Regions from separate parts of the Homo sapiens genome. Here regions 2 and 3 are each linked to region 1. Evidence: chromatin contacts called from ENCODE Hi-C or POLR2A ChIA-PET data. All regions are on one chromosome and are shown on one strand. The core of a region is the stretch at or near the end of the contact, and the rest is flanking DNA. Distances in the headings are between cores, read along the strand shown. Region 1 overlaps ALPK2 (alpha kinase 2). Region 2 overlaps ZNF532 (zinc finger protein 532). Region 3 overlaps NEDD4L (NEDD4 like E3 ubiquitin protein ligase).

The links. A loop is a pair of places that touch in the nucleus more often than their neighbours do. ChIA-PET counts read pairs that join two places held with the same protein, here RNA polymerase II (POLR2A). Pooled maps may share reads with other maps.
Region 2: a loop to region 1 is called in a pooled map, with 3 times the contacts of the local background. The contact joins two enhancer-like sites. A Hi-C loop is called at or near these places in 2 of 37 single-sample maps with no recorded cell type and 3 of 50 pooled maps. POLR2A ChIA-PET finds 5 or more read pairs at or near these places in 2 of 52 experiments (A673 and PC-3).
Region 3: a map of endothelial cell of umbilical vein shows a loop between it and region 1 (7-fold over the local background). The contact joins two enhancer-like sites. A Hi-C loop is called at or near these places in 1 of 168 maps with a recorded cell type or tissue (endothelial cell of umbilical vein), 3 of 37 single-sample maps with no recorded cell type and 4 of 50 pooled maps. POLR2A ChIA-PET finds 5 or more read pairs at or near these places in 2 of 52 experiments (MCF 10A and OCI-LY7).

The regions. Positions count from the first base shown.
Region 1 is chr18:58,491,888-58,496,701 of GRCh38, forward strand. All of the region lies in intron 12 of ALPK2 (alpha kinase 2), which reads right to left. Among named protein-coding and RNA genes, the nearest start is that of MIR3591, 43 kb to the left of the region's middle. RefSeq lists enhancers at 1,304-1,805, 1,806-2,305 and a silencer at 2,082-2,131. Within about 2 kb of position 2,129, at least 11 of the 41 ENCODE cell types and tissues checked have a DNase peak (open chromatin) inside an H3K27ac peak, as active enhancers do.
Region 2 is chr18:58,961,401-58,966,214 of GRCh38, forward strand. The region is part of intron 7 of ZNF532 (zinc finger protein 532); the gene reads left to right. Among named protein-coding and RNA genes, the nearest start is that of ZNF532, 99 kb to the left of the region's middle. Within about 2 kb of position 2,976, at least 4 of the 41 ENCODE cell types and tissues checked have a DNase peak (open chromatin) inside an H3K27ac peak, as active enhancers do.
Region 3 is chr18:58,228,125-58,232,938 of GRCh38, forward strand. The region is part of intron 2 of NEDD4L (NEDD4 like E3 ubiquitin protein ligase); the gene reads left to right. Among named protein-coding and RNA genes, the nearest start is that of NEDD4L, 190 kb to the left of the region's middle. RefSeq lists an enhancer at 4,065-4,114. Within about 2 kb of position 2,832, at least 5 of the 41 ENCODE cell types and tissues checked have a DNase peak (open chromatin) inside an H3K27ac peak, as active enhancers do.

The DNA.
Region 1 (4,814 bases), core at 879-3,378:
ACAGGCTTTTTGAGAATTCACCATTCAGAGGAGCAGCTGGGCTGACGCCCTGGGTGGCAGTGAGGGTGGATAGAGGCAAAGCCACATTTCCAGTGTGCTCCAAGTTGCACAGCGAGGGCTGCAGGGCCTTCCGTATTGACAAACTCTGAATCCTCACGAGGGGTGCTCACCACTCTGGAACATCACTCCGCCGTTAGTCCCTCATTGTTTTCCCACAGGCTCCTTCCCCTCTGCCTTCAAACAGGCAAGGTCTCTTTAGACACACACACACACACAACACACAGAGGCAGACACAAAAAGACACAGACACAGATATACACACAGACACACATGCACACACATACACAGGGACACAGACACAGAAACAAAGACAAAGACACGCACACAGACATATATACGCGCACACACACACGCACACATTCCCCACACCTCCTTTTCTGGCTACCTTCTAGACTTTTCCTTGTCTTTAGTCGACAAACTTGTTTAGTTGCTGGCATCTTGGCAGCACATTCCCTCTCTGATCTGTCATGAGGCTCCCACCTGGTGACACTACATTGGCTTAGACCTTCCTGAAGGCAGTGATAACCTTTTTCTTGTCTATTCTGGTCTTCACCCCATGCTGTCCACTCAGGCTCTGTCACCCCAACCCTCTCAGCCATCCCTGTACCTGCCTCGTGCTTCTGTCTCCTACTGGCCACCAGTCTGTCCTGCAGGGGTGATCTCGAATCTACCAGACTTCTCTAGACGTTCTCTCTGTTCAGATTCATCTCTGAAGCTGGATGACAAGCGATGCAGCACCTGTCCCTGAGTCCTCAGGTCCTGGGGAATGGACTGGGCAGAGGGACAACTAGGGAATAGGGTCAGGAGTGGGAGGAACCCATGGATCCCAATTCCAGACATTTCAACAGAACTGTCCTTTGTAAGACTTCTGGGTAGAGGCCAGGATACTGCTGTGCTAGTCCCTCCATGGAGGGGGCATGTCCTGGCTGGCTCTGTTGGGCCTGGGAGACTCCCCCATACACTGAGAGCACTGCTATAGTAGGGTCTGCCTTGCCAAAAACTGCGAAAATCACCACTGTTCCCTTCAGACTTCCCTCCAGCCTCCAAACTTCCTTAATGGCAAAGACTGGCCACATAAATCAGCCAGCGGGCCAGCCAGCCCTACTACAGAATGGGCTGACCGGATGAAGATGGGATGCAGGTGGCCTTCCAGGACAGATGACCCTGTGGCAGGCGGGGACAGGAGCTATCTGGGGCATAAAATTGCCTTTCTCAAGCTGACAGGCCTGTGAGATTGGTCCGCTGATGCCTGGCATTGGGGACTCAGCTGAAATGTTTGGTGTTCTATAGTGACATGGCCCTGCTATGAGACACTTTAAAGGCATCAGGAATTCTGTTCCAATGTCCCTTTGTTTCCTCTCCTGGCAGACTCATGCATTGCTTTAAATAGTCTGCCTGGAGTCACCACTCATGCACATAAGCCTATTCTCGGGGCGTGTTTCTTCGGATTAGATTGTTTCTTCCCACCTCCAAGTTTGTTTTGGCGCTTCCTCTCCAGGTACGGTGGTGGCTCGGCCTTGTGACTGGGCAAAGCATCCCAGGTGGCTGCCGTCCCCTCCATCTGCTTGTGGGCATTGAAGGCAGAGCCTTTCTTTTGGAACTCAGCTTGGCCGAGTGTGGGAGTCTATTTTGATCTTTTCTCCTGTTCATGGCCAGGACCAGAGCTAGGCACGCAGACCCCAATGGAGCCTGCTTTCTCAAGGCAACTGTCCTCCTGCTACATGAATGAATCATCCAGGCTTCTGTCCAGGGTCTCGGGAATTTGGCTTCCATGTCAGGGACGCTTGACACAAGCCACACATCCTTAAGCCTCGTCGTTCCTTCCTCCGAGGGTAGAAAGATGCAAGGCTGGCTGGCAGCCACTGCGAGGGGTGTCCTTTACGGCTGTCCATATTAATCTTATTTTGGTCTAATGCTTACTGCCAGGGAAGAAATCTGCTAATGGTACTTTTCTTTGTTTTATTTCAATCTGGCAACAGGAAATTGGCTTTTTAGGGGAGACTACAAAGGGCAAAGTATTGGTTCTGGTGCCCTCTGGTGGTTGAACTGCAATCTCGTCGCCTCCCCGGGAACTCCCCGACTGGCTGGAGAGAAGCATGAGTTTGCAGTTCGGCTCCACTGCACGCATGGCTTTAGATCGGTCTGGAGTTGGTTAGGTTACGTTTCCAAATCTCCAGTTATAAAATTAGGCCTTTTTTCCTTGTGTAATTTCCAATTAGAAATTTGTTCAACGGGTTAGTATCTTGGGTCTATCTAGAAAATGGATTACTGGATGTCAAAACAATCTTACTTGCCATACTTTGTAACCTGAAATTTTTGTACTCAACATTTGCCAAAAGATTGAGGTGGCTGAGGCACAGGGGATGTGTTTCCAGACATAATTATATCTCTGGCTCCCAAGAGAAATATGACATACTCCTGTTAAAAGGAACATACAATGAAGTAAAGTTGAATTAAAATGAGTAAGTCATGACAATTCTCTATTTTATTTTATGAGATTAGAGTAATTACTCCTGAAATAGGATCATAGCCTTTGACTTCATTGAACAAGACAGCAAAACAGGTTGCATGACTGGGGTGTCAGCAGCCAAATATATGGTCCTGATTGAGACATATGGGAATTTTTTTTTTTAAATGACACACGGAGCACTGCTTCTTATGGTGGTGCTGTTCCCCCAGCTGAACCCTGCCAGGTACCAGCCCCCCCATAGAACTTGCGACTCTCCCTTTGCATCATGAATGAACTAAGCTCACTCACAGTTGCTTGCTAAGAATCAAGAGAACTTGCTCGATCAACCCTTATTCCTCCATCTTCTCTCCTGCTGTCTGCAGTCTGCGATGCTCGCCTTCCTTTCTTCCCCAGCTCATTTGCCTCCCACCTGGACTTTCCTGTCTGCAGAGTGCCCTTGAACTTGAGCCCTTTCCAAGTCTGTCCTCATGAGTTATCTCCCTTTTGCAGCTTTGACATTCACTGGAGAACTTTTTCAATTGTGCCTCGCCTCCCAGCATTGAGGATCTGCCGTTCACTTTGGGGTGCTGACTTCAAGCAGGAAAGACTTCTTGACTCCTGCCAGCAAGCAGGCTGCCCCATGCCCCATGCCCCATGCCCCATGCCTCCTCACCTGTGAAGTGAGGAGGTCGGGCTTGATCACTGGTTTCCACTCCAGAGGGGTTCCCAGGAGCCTCTAAAGAGGTCTCTCAACCACCTCTTATGCTCTGTTTGGAGAAGTTTTACCTTTTCATCAGTTTTTCAAACTGTGATTGTAAGATATATTTCTTTTGGGAAAAAGACTGTGGCTTAAAAAGGTAACGTTTAAAGAAAAGTTTTTAAAAAACAAAAGACAAGAAGATCTAATATCCCTGCCAAAGCTCTCAAACACTTCAGAATCTCCTCCTCTCCCAGCTCCTGCTCCCTGGCCTCTCCTTGGGTGGGAAGGCAATGAGTAAGTAATACTTTATAGACAGCATTCTGCACTGGGCTCCAGCCGTCAGTGCTTCTAATGGGTCTTGGGCAGCTGTCCCGGGCCAGATAAGTCACATTAAAGCTGAGAACAAAACCAAAGGATTGGATTTCTTTTTAAATCAGGAGGGGAAAAAATGTACCACTTGAAGCTCCCAGTCGGTCTGGGTTCCTGGAAGCTGTTGACTTGAATTTAAAAGATGTCTTCAATAATCATGACCATCTTCATTTTTGAAACTTCTTGGGCAGGTTTCTTCTTTGTTTTGGTAGAGAGTTGTTCTAAATAACAGCACGAAATTTGCCTACTCTGGTGTCAGGCTAAGACATGAGGAGCGAAGGGAAACTAATATTTATCTAGCTCACTTCCAGTTTCAGGGGCTAGGTGTAGATTAACTGGGGGAATACTCAGGGCAAGCCGGAGTGTCCCCATGCTGTACATCACTGACTTTAAGAACTTAGTCACATGCCCACAGTCACACAGCTGGTATGACGAGAAGCCAGGATTCAAACTAGGGCTGGCGGATGCTTGCATCTGCAAGGTTCTGCAGAACACATGGAGCCTGGAAAGGAAGGCTCCGTTTGGAAAATCCTTCTGGGGTCCAGAAGCCTCCATAAATAGGGCACCATATAATTTATCTTCTAAATGGGTACACTTGTTCAGGATCAATGCTAAAGCGTATGGGATGTGAGGACATCAGGCATAAAATGGTACCATCATGGGGAAACTGCAATAGACGTTCATCCCCCTCATCAGGTAGGCTAGGCAAATTCCTACGATGCCAAGAAGCGAGGCTACTATCAGGAGAAATGGAAGCAGCAGCATCAGGGTATGAACTGGGTCTCGCTCTAAATCCCTCGTTCCTTCCTCCCCACTACATCATAATCCCTCCTAATGCGCTGTCTTCACAAGCCCAAGAACATACCCAATTCCCTGAAGTGTATGCCAGCCAGGTCTCTGGTGAGCACAGGGGAGAAGCCTGGAGACAGTTCCAACATAAAACTTCATCATCACTGAGCCATCCCAGGGAAAAGGTCCAAACCGCATTCTGGTTCTAAAACCCAACTGGAAGCTTTGTGCAATCGGCGAGAACTTCATGAATCAGACTTACTGACCTGGAGGTTAAAAGAAAGAGCGATCCCCTTCCTACTTTTTCAGATTCCTCTACTTCTCTCTGTCCTTTATTGAAGCTGAAAATTAGCATATTTGTTGGATCGTGGCTGACACTGATGGTCTGAAGTAACCAGAAAGCTCCCACGGATAAGTTGTTCTCAGCCTTGGGAAAGGAAGCTGGAT
Region 2 (4,814 bases), core at 1,726-4,225, 470 kb after region 1:
GGTAACTCAGTGATCAAGGCTGTTTCTTTCAGCCCCATTGTCTCAACGTAGGTGTTACTGAAAAAAAGACTGGCGAGTCCTGCCTGGTCTTTACACGCTCGTTATTCTGGATATGATGCACAACACGAGTCATTGCCCAGAATGAATTATGTGAGCAGCCCCAAGTATATTCCCGCGTGTACCGCAAAGGGGAGGGAATGACAAGTAGTATTTGTCACCTGCAGTAAGGTGGCCACAGTGAATCTAAACAGGGAAAGGTTCCATTGCATCGATTTAAGATGGATGCTGACAACTAGCAGAGGAGGGTAAGCAGAATGCTGAGTCTAGAAACAGTGGCAGGAGGAAGAGAGAAGTTGGGGTTAAGGGGAGCTTTGATAGCTGTCTTCAGATAGATGTCCTCCATGTGAGGACCAGCATGTGATAATTCCAGACCAGCTGGGGCCATGCATGAGTGAAATGTCTGCCTATCTGTTGCTGGAAGTATTCAGGTAGTGGCCAGATGCTCATCTGTAAAATAATGGAATAGAAGGGATTCTAGGGTCGGCTGGGCATGGTGGGTCATGCCTGTAATCCCAGCACTTTTGGGAGTCCGAGGTGGATGTATCATTTGAGGTCAGGAGTTTGAGACCAGCCTGGCCAATATGGTGAAACCCCACCTCTACCAAAAATACAAAAATTAGCTGGGCATGGTGGCGGGCATCTGTAGTCCCAGCTACTCAGGAGGCTGAGGCAGGAGAATTGTTTAAACCCGGGAGGTGAAGGTTGCGGTGAGCCGAGATTACGCCACTGCGCTCCAGCCTGGATGACAGAGCGAGACTCTGTCTAAAAAAAAAAAAAATGGATTCTAGGGCCAATGTGACCTTTCTCCTCGGACACTGGAATGAAAGGAAACTACCAGTGGTAATCTATGTAGTAGCCATTGCTAGTGTGAGGTGGATATTTTAAACCAGTCACAGTCTAAAAGTCATTCCATGGACTAACCAAGTCTCTGTGGAAAGCATTTGGTTTCACAGTTAATCTAATTTGTGGATCGAAACAGAACTTCTAGGAAGAAGTCCTTGTCAGCAGGAAGGCTACAGGGGGAGCAGTGAGTCTGACTTGGTAGCTGCACACGAGAATCACCCGGAGAGCCTACGGCCCAGCACACTTGGTGCTCACCAGACCAGCTAATTGGCATCACTAGGGGTGGGACCTGGCCCTGGCATTCTTTTTTTTTTTTTGAGATGGAGTCTTTCTCTGTCGCCCAGGCTGGAGTACAGTGACGCCATCTCGACTCACTGCAAGCTCCCACCCTGGGTTCAAGCGATTCTCCTGCCTCAGCCTCCTGAATAGCTGGGACTACAGGCGCCCACCACCACGCCCGGCTAATTTTTTGTATTTTTAGTAGAGACGGGGTTTCACCATGTTAGCCAGGATGGTCTCGATCTTCTGACCTCGTGATCTGCCCGCCTCGGCCTCCCAAAGTGCTGGGATTACAGGCGTGAGCCACCGCACCCAGCCGGCCCTGGCATTCTTAAAGCTTCCAGGTGATTCCAGTGTTGTGGCAGGGCTGGGAACACTCATACCACCTGGGATCTGCCGCACACCTGCCCTTGCTGCTGATGCTCATTGCTGTGGCCCTCACTGTGTGACTGCTATAGCACCAACACACCTTTGTTGAGTTTATGTTTTGGGGAAGGTTGATCTCAAGTGTATTTGTTTAAAGACTCCACCCAACGTTCACTCTTGGTGGTGAAGGCAGGGGACACAACTCTCTGGATGTTGGATTTACAGCATTAGTAAGTCTGTTCAATATAATTTAAAGCCTGATTATAAATGATTTTAGGATGTCTTAATGTTTCTGTTCCTAAAGCCTTTAAGAAAAGTCCATAGATTTCATCTGCATTTTCCATACAGGGTGCAGGTGATAGGTGATTTGAATACTTGCTATTTTGTAGCCTTTCCCATTCTGAAATTCACTTTCAGTTCACTCAGAGATGTAGGTGAAAGACAGCAGTGGCAGTGAAGGAAAGTGGGAGAATGAAAGGATCAGAGTGTGGAGAGATGACCACAGCCACTGAGGCAGGTGTGCTGTTGTTACTTTTGAAAAGAATGGCAAGGCAATCAGCTTGCATTTCCTAGTTTGGGACCACCATGCTTAGAATCAGATTGACTGAGGAGCTTTACAGAGACTCTCACTTGCACAGTATTTAAAAGAAAAAAATGTGTGTGTGTGTGTGTGTGTGTGTGTGTGTGTGTGTGTGTGTATGTATATAAATTTTTAAAGTGCCCACTTGGCCGGGTGCAGTGGCTCACGCCTGTAATCCTAACACTTTCAGAGGCTGAGGCAGGAGGATTGCTAGAGCCCAGAGCTTGAGGCTGCAGTGAGCCGCAGTCGTGTCACTGCACTCCAGTGTGGGCAACAGAGTGAGACCCTGTCTCAAAAAAAAAAAAAAAAAAAAATTTAAAAGGTGCTCACCCACACAACCTGGAACCTAGCCATGTGTATGAAATGTGTGGTAGGGCATAATTGCCCCCCTTAATCTCCCTGAAACTTGTTTAGATAACTTTGTGAAATAAAACGTTACATCTCCATGTTGTTTCTGTCTTCGTGCTGTACTGTGGTGATGGCCATTAGTTAAGGGGATAAAAATACTGAAATACTGTCTAGTTTGCATAGTTCATTGCCAGATGGTTTCATTTTCATTCTTTTACTGTTAGAGTTCATCCTGTTGTCATTAGGCATGCCTTACTACAAAGTCTCTTATTTAATCTAAATGTAGGGATATAATAGATTTTTATCCTTTTAAAACTCATCTTTTAGCTATGGCGACTTTGACTTCCTGCCAAAATCCTGTTACCCTAGCAACAGGTAAAAAATTTTTTAAAAAACCAGTTTCTCCTATCTTTTTTGGCTTAGAACTTATTTGTGATCTCAAGGTTTTAGGAGAAATATCTTTAAATCAGTTGCATGTTCTCTTCTATCTCTGGTTGACTGTTAGAGAGTGATGGCTTCTCACTTGATTCTGCATTTGTGTCAGATGTGATTAAAAGGCACATTAAGAGTTTGTATATTCATGCTAGAAATGTATATCACTGCTGGCTTTATGAAACTTATTTTTCATTAGTTTTGGCCACTGGAATTGATATTTTGTTTGTGTGTGTGTGTGTGTGTGTGTGTGTGTGTGTGTGTGTGTGTGTATACACAGTTTTTCTTTTTTTTTTTAGACAGAGTCTCGCTCTGTCGCTCAGGCTGGAGTGCAGTGGCGTGATCATAGCTCAGTGCTACCTCACACTCTTGGTCACGAGCAATCTGCCAGCCTCAGCCTCCTGAGTAGCAGGGACTACAGGTGAACACCACCATGCCTGGCTAATTTTTATTGATTTTCATTTTTTTGTAGGGAGTTCGGGGTAGAGGGAGTTGTCTTTGTTGCCCAGGCTTGTCTCAAACTCCTGGCCTCAAGTGATCCTCCAGCCTTGGCCTCCCAAAGTGCCAGGATTACAGATGTGCGCCATCACACCTGGCCTATAATTTTATTATATTCTAAATATTTTTACTTCATATATTTCTTATATATTTATATACTATAGATCATATATAATACATATTTCTTATACTATATAAATCTATAATTTTTAATACTAACTTTTATTATAATTTATATTTTATTAGTTTATTTGATATTTTATTAGTATGGTTTACTATATGTAGTTTTCTGAAGTCCTCCACTTGATTTAATAAGAACTTTTTTTAATGTAAGGCTATAAATGTGTTGTAAAAAGGATGTTGAAAATTTTTGGTTCAGAGCATATTAAAGTACATATTGAACTATTGGTGATTTTGGTAGCTTGTGGCTAAATTGGAAGGCGGGGTGTTAAGGATACTGGGGCTAACACTGTCTGAGGGCTTACCCTACTTACTATCTCATTGCAGCAGGCTCCTGAGGGGAGACAGTTACGAATCCCACTTTTAGGTGAGGAAATGAAGCCTGAGAAAGGTTCAATAACTTACCCCAGGGTTTTGCAGCCTGCCAGAGGCAGGTTTCTAGCCCAGACTCTGCAGTTTGCACAGAATGAAAGCTGACATTTCAAAAGCTGCTTAATTTTAGTCTCCTTGAATCTTTCAATATAGATGTGGGACAGTTAGCAGATATGTCTTTCCATCCAGTTTTTACTTCTGCTTTTGATGTAGTCATTTTCATTTCATTTAGGTGTTCAATCTTGGTTAAAGTTGGTTATGCCATCATTAACTGGACGTGTGTGTAGTTTTGGAAGACTGTGAATGTCCTGGTTTTATATTCCTTAGCTGGGGTCTGATGCTTTCTGGAATTACTTGCAGTTGCTGTTAACAGCATCATGGTGTCGTTAATTAATTGGGCAAATCTTCCTGCAGAATTATGAAATGTTTTAGAGTGGCTTGAATTTAGCAGTTGCCTGGGATGTATCTGGGGGCTGCATGGATTGTAGCAGGGCCTGAGCCTTATGAGGGACAGAGCCTCTTCCTGCAGTGTCTCGGAAATCTGGAGAAATGCACAAGAGAGAGGCCCTTTCTTGACTCCAGGAGTTATCTTAAAGCAGAGGCTCTCGAGGCAGAGAGCACAGTTAGAATCAGGGTTTTTTTGAGTCTGGTTATGGGGGTTTGGGATGTGGAGAAGTGGGTAGGACCTGGGTAGGAGTGAAGTCTATTTTTAAATTTCTCTAGATAATTGTGTTACCTTCACACTTACATACGTTCCCTCCTACTCTCCTACCCTCTCTCTTCTCCTTGAGTAGTTCTGCTGTAAAGGGATTAAGCTGAGAGATAAGCTATTTAGAGGATTTTGCTCTTAATGCTG
Region 3 (4,814 bases), core at 1,582-4,081, 260 kb before region 1:
CAGTGCCCTGTAAAGCAACCTTTGTTGCAGACCCACTGTGTGACTGGAATGTGATGCACACAAGTGACCAAGGCATGGCCCTGTTCGCAAGGAGCTTCCAGACCAATAGCAGAAATGGACACATAAGTAAACAACTGCGCTACTGATAGGCTTCTGCCAACAGGAGTGGAGCTTGAGGGCCAGGAAGCCTTCCCAGAGGCACTGGAGCTTGTTTTAACGTTACGTGCATGCCAGGTGGGGGGCAGGACATTTCTAGCAGAGGAGAAAGCATGCTGTGCTCTGAGAACTAAAAGTCATAGTCACTCCACTTGGTGACATGTATAAGGCACATGGAATAGGGCCAGAGCTGGGCAGACCGTGTATGCCACAATAGTTCGTTGTAGGTTACAAAGAACCAGTGCAGAGTGGGTGAGGCATAGGCTATTTGATTAATAATTTGGCTGCATTGACAAGATACGGAAAAGGCGAGGTTGGGACTTTCCGTGAATTTTCTCCTCAAGGTGCTTAATCAGTGAGGTTGGGATGGCCGGAGGGGGCCCTCATTTGCTTGCCTGGTGCTCAAGCCTGAGGTCCTGGCCTTTAATAGTCAGGGAGGTCTGTGTGGAGGCAGGGTGTGAGCCCCCTCCAAGGAAAGCTGCAGTGTGAAAAGAGGCCCAGGATGAGCGTTGGGGAGTATCCACATACAACTTGATATTCCTAAAGTCTCAGTTCTTTATGGGAAAGCCCATGCACTCTTCCACACTTGGAATTCTTTGCAAAGTGAGTGGTATTTGAGCTTCTTTAGAGTCTTGCTACTCCCACCAGCTGTACTGGCATCACCAGGGAGCTTGTTAGAAATGCAGATTCTCGAGGCGCGGCTCACAACTACCCAATCAGACTACATTTTAACCAGATCCCAGGCAATCCCTGTGCACGTGAAGTGCTAGAACACTGCTCTGCGGTAAAACGACTTTGCTAACCATGGAAGAGGGTGATTTTTTTCCCTTTTCCTTTGGTGTTTTTTATAGGACCTATTTACCTTTTAGAACTTTTTCAGAATTATGGACTGCAGAATATATACAGTGTCAATGTCATTAGCAATTCATTAGTGATATTTGGCTAGAATACATAGTTGTTTCCACACAAATGCCATTTCTTACATTGAGATGGCACATGTCTGGTTAGGACTTGGGCTCATTTGTAAGGAGCCACGCTGCAGGTAGGCATGCTCCCGGGACATTAGTTGCTCAGGTTTCAAACTGCTGCCCCAGCATAGCAGATGGCACGGTAACAAAGTCCCTGTGCACTCTCACATTGCCTGCGGTGATCTATCACACATTTTGTCCCCTAATAACCTAGCTGGGGGGGAGCTCATGTCTCTGTTTGTGCTAATGCTCGCTGTATCCCCAAGTGGCAGTACTTAATATAATTGTCATTGCTCTTTAATATTATCTCATTCCACGTCAGCTGCACAAAAATTTGAGGTTAATCACAATGAATGTTTTCTCAATCCTTGTTATTGAGAGCTGTTTAATAGTTTATTTTGTATGTGAAGATTCATATCTAGATTGAGGCTTATACAACTTCATTTAAAGACAGCTTTTTCGGCTGGGCGCGGTGGCTCATGCCTGTAAGCCCAACACTTTGGGAGGCCGAGGCGGGCGGATCGTGAGGTCAGGAGATCAAGACTATCCTGGCCAATATGGTGAAACCCCGTCTCTACTAAAAATACAAAAATTAGCTGGGCGTGGTGGCGGGCACCTGTAGTCCCAGCTACTCGGAGGCTGAGGCAAGAGAATCCCTTGAACCCAGGAGGCGGAGGTTGCAGTGAGCCGAGATCGTGCCACTGCATTCCAGCCTGGGCGACAGAGTGAGACTCTGTCTCAAAAAAACAAAACAAACAAACAAAAAAGGAAAGCTTTTTCAGGTTGGAAAAATATCAACAGCAGACATGAAAAAGCATGAAAAATGACGCTAAGAATGTAAGCAACTGGAAACAAAAATTATAATGGTGCATAGTGAGCTGAAGATCTATATTTAAATGTGAACTCCCCTTTCAGTTTATAAGTGATTACTAACAGCCTCATCAGGTTTCTGGAATTAAATGTTTTATTATTTCCTCCCAAAGTTAGTCCTCAAACATTAGTATTTCTTGTGTTCTTTTGATTTGAATATTTGTTTTTAACACACAAGGATATCAACTCTATAAGTCAGTTAATATGTTCATGCTTTTAGTTAATCGAAAGTGGCTTATGATTTCAGTTTTTGGTATCAGGTGATGTTGCGGAAGTGAGGTTCACTGTGAAGCTTCTTCTTTTTTTTTTTTTAATCATTTTGTTGTTTCTTTGAGTGTATGTGAGCTTATAACTCAAGACACTATGTGAAATGACCCTGTGTTTCCTACATTATAGAAAAGAGGAAAATGAAGCAAGTTCAAGAAAATTAGATTTATGTGGAAAATAAATTCTGCATCTAGTTATTCATTATCAGGTATGAGATTACAGGCATGAGCCACTGTGCCTGGTGACCTCATTTGAACTCGATTACCTCTGTGAAGACCCTGTTTCCGAAGAAGGTCAACATTCTGAGGTGCCATTGTCAGGTATGAGGTAAACACACTGAGAATACCACATTTTGGCAACTCAGACAAGACTATTTTCCAAACATGTAACCCTGGGAAGAAGGTAACCTATCATAGTGTGTGTTAAGAAGTCAAGCAACCAAGAAATGTTAATTGAAGGCCCGTTTTGTACAAGGTTGCATGGAAAAGACACACTAGCGTAAGACATGGACAGTGGCCCTGAGTGACGTGCAGCCGGTTTAGGCGAATTAAGATTTACATACTTGAAAAGGGACAAACAAGTCTGGACGTGGTGACTCATACCTGTAATTCCAACACTGTGGGAGGTGGAGGCAGGAGGATCCCTTGAGGCCAGGAGTTTGCAACCAGCCTGGGCAACATGGGAAAACCCCTGTCTCTACAAAAATTAAAAAAAAATTAGCCATGTGTGGCAGCATGCCCATAGTCCCAGCTACTCACAGGGGCTGAGGTGGGAGAATTGCTTGAGCCCAGGAGATCCAGGCTGCAGAGATTGTGCCACTGCAGCCTGGGTGGCAGAGCGAGACCCTATCTCAAAAAAAAAAAAAAAAAAAAAAAGAACAGAAAAGGAACAAACAACAGACACAAGATTCCATGGAAAAGGGAGTGGTCTAAGTATTCAGACTGTAGGAATTCAGAGAGTGGAGAGGCTGGTTATTATGGGGGTGCTTCATCCTGGGGAGTTGAGGGAAAGGAGGTGCTGGCTGCCTGGAGCCTGGAAGAATCAAAGATTTCCAAGGCCATGGGGGGAAAGCATGAAGGATGAGTGAATAGACACCAGGGCTGAGCACCCTGAAAACTGTGAAGATACTAGATTGACCTGTTTGGAAAACCAAACAGATGTGGCTGTTATTGACAAGTGGTTTTGTTTTTGTTTTGAGACAGAGTCTCACTTGGTCGCCCAGGCTGGAGTGCTGTGGCTTGATCTTGGCTCCCTGCAACCTCCGCCTCCAAGGTTCAAGCAGTTCTCCTACCCCAGCCTCCCAAGTAGCTGGGATTACAGGCATGAGCCACCATGCCCGGCTAATTTTTTGTATTTTTAGTAGAGATGGGGCTTCACCATGTTGGCCAGGCTGGTCTCGAACTCCTGAGCTCAGATGATCCACTTGCCTTGGCCTCCCAAGGTGCTGGGATCACAGGCATGAGCCACTGTGCCTGGCCAACAAGTGGTTTAAATTGGATTCTCCATTTCCCACCTAATAGAAAGTCGGAAGCATAGGGCAAAAGTAAAGGAAGGACCCTGTGTTCTGCTGGTTAAATATAACAGAGGTCTGACTCCATGGCTATTATAGGAGAGGTGCATTTTGTTCTATGTAAATTATCTTGATGTGTCCCCTGTGCCTTTACCCCATGATTATTTAGCACTTTTTTCTCCACGGTCACAGGGACAGGGAGAAACATACACCCATAAAACAGTGTCATCTAGAGGCAAAAACTTGTAATGCTCAAGCATGTGCTCTGACGAGGTGGGGCAGGGTGTGTAGGAACAACACTCTACTAATTATTACAGAGCTTGCTCTGCACTCTCTGTAGAAGTCCTTCAATATCCAGTCTAACACACACAGTAACTTAAGAGAGGATTTTAAAAAATCAAAATGCCCTCAGATTTGTATTGGATTTAACCAGGCTGAGATCCCTGAGATCCAAATATAATAATGTGTCCTTTTTGGATGAATCAGACACAAGCAAAAATCTCCAGTGTGTGTCCAGCTTTAGAGGTGTAGTAATGGATTCCACAGTTCACGCTGGTGGGCCAGCCAAGACTTTTAATGCTGATGTGGGCTTCATTCTTTCTATAAACTCCCTTTCTTCTTGATAGTGCATGGGCCCAGGGGTTCCAAACATGGGTACCTGCCGTAATTGATCTGTGTAACCGGAGAAAATACATATCCTATGGCACCCTTGTGTCGGGATATAGGGGGCATCACCGTAATGTGGCTCTTTTTCTGTTGATTATAGTTTTTTCTTTCTGTGATCACACAATTGTTTTATCCTCGCTTAAAAAATTTCAAGAAGTGCAGCACTCAGAATAACAGAAAAGTCAGGTGTCTGGTGGTTTGTTTGCACATTTAATAGACTTGAAGATAAACTCTCTAAACATTTATTTTGCAAGTTGTTTTTCTGAGAGTTGAGGGGAAACTTTTGCCCTTTGGTCTCCCTGAGGAATTCTAGGATTTCACAGGTAGGCGTGTGTTTTGGACTGCAGGCTGAACGTGGTTGGCAGGGTGGCATGAGG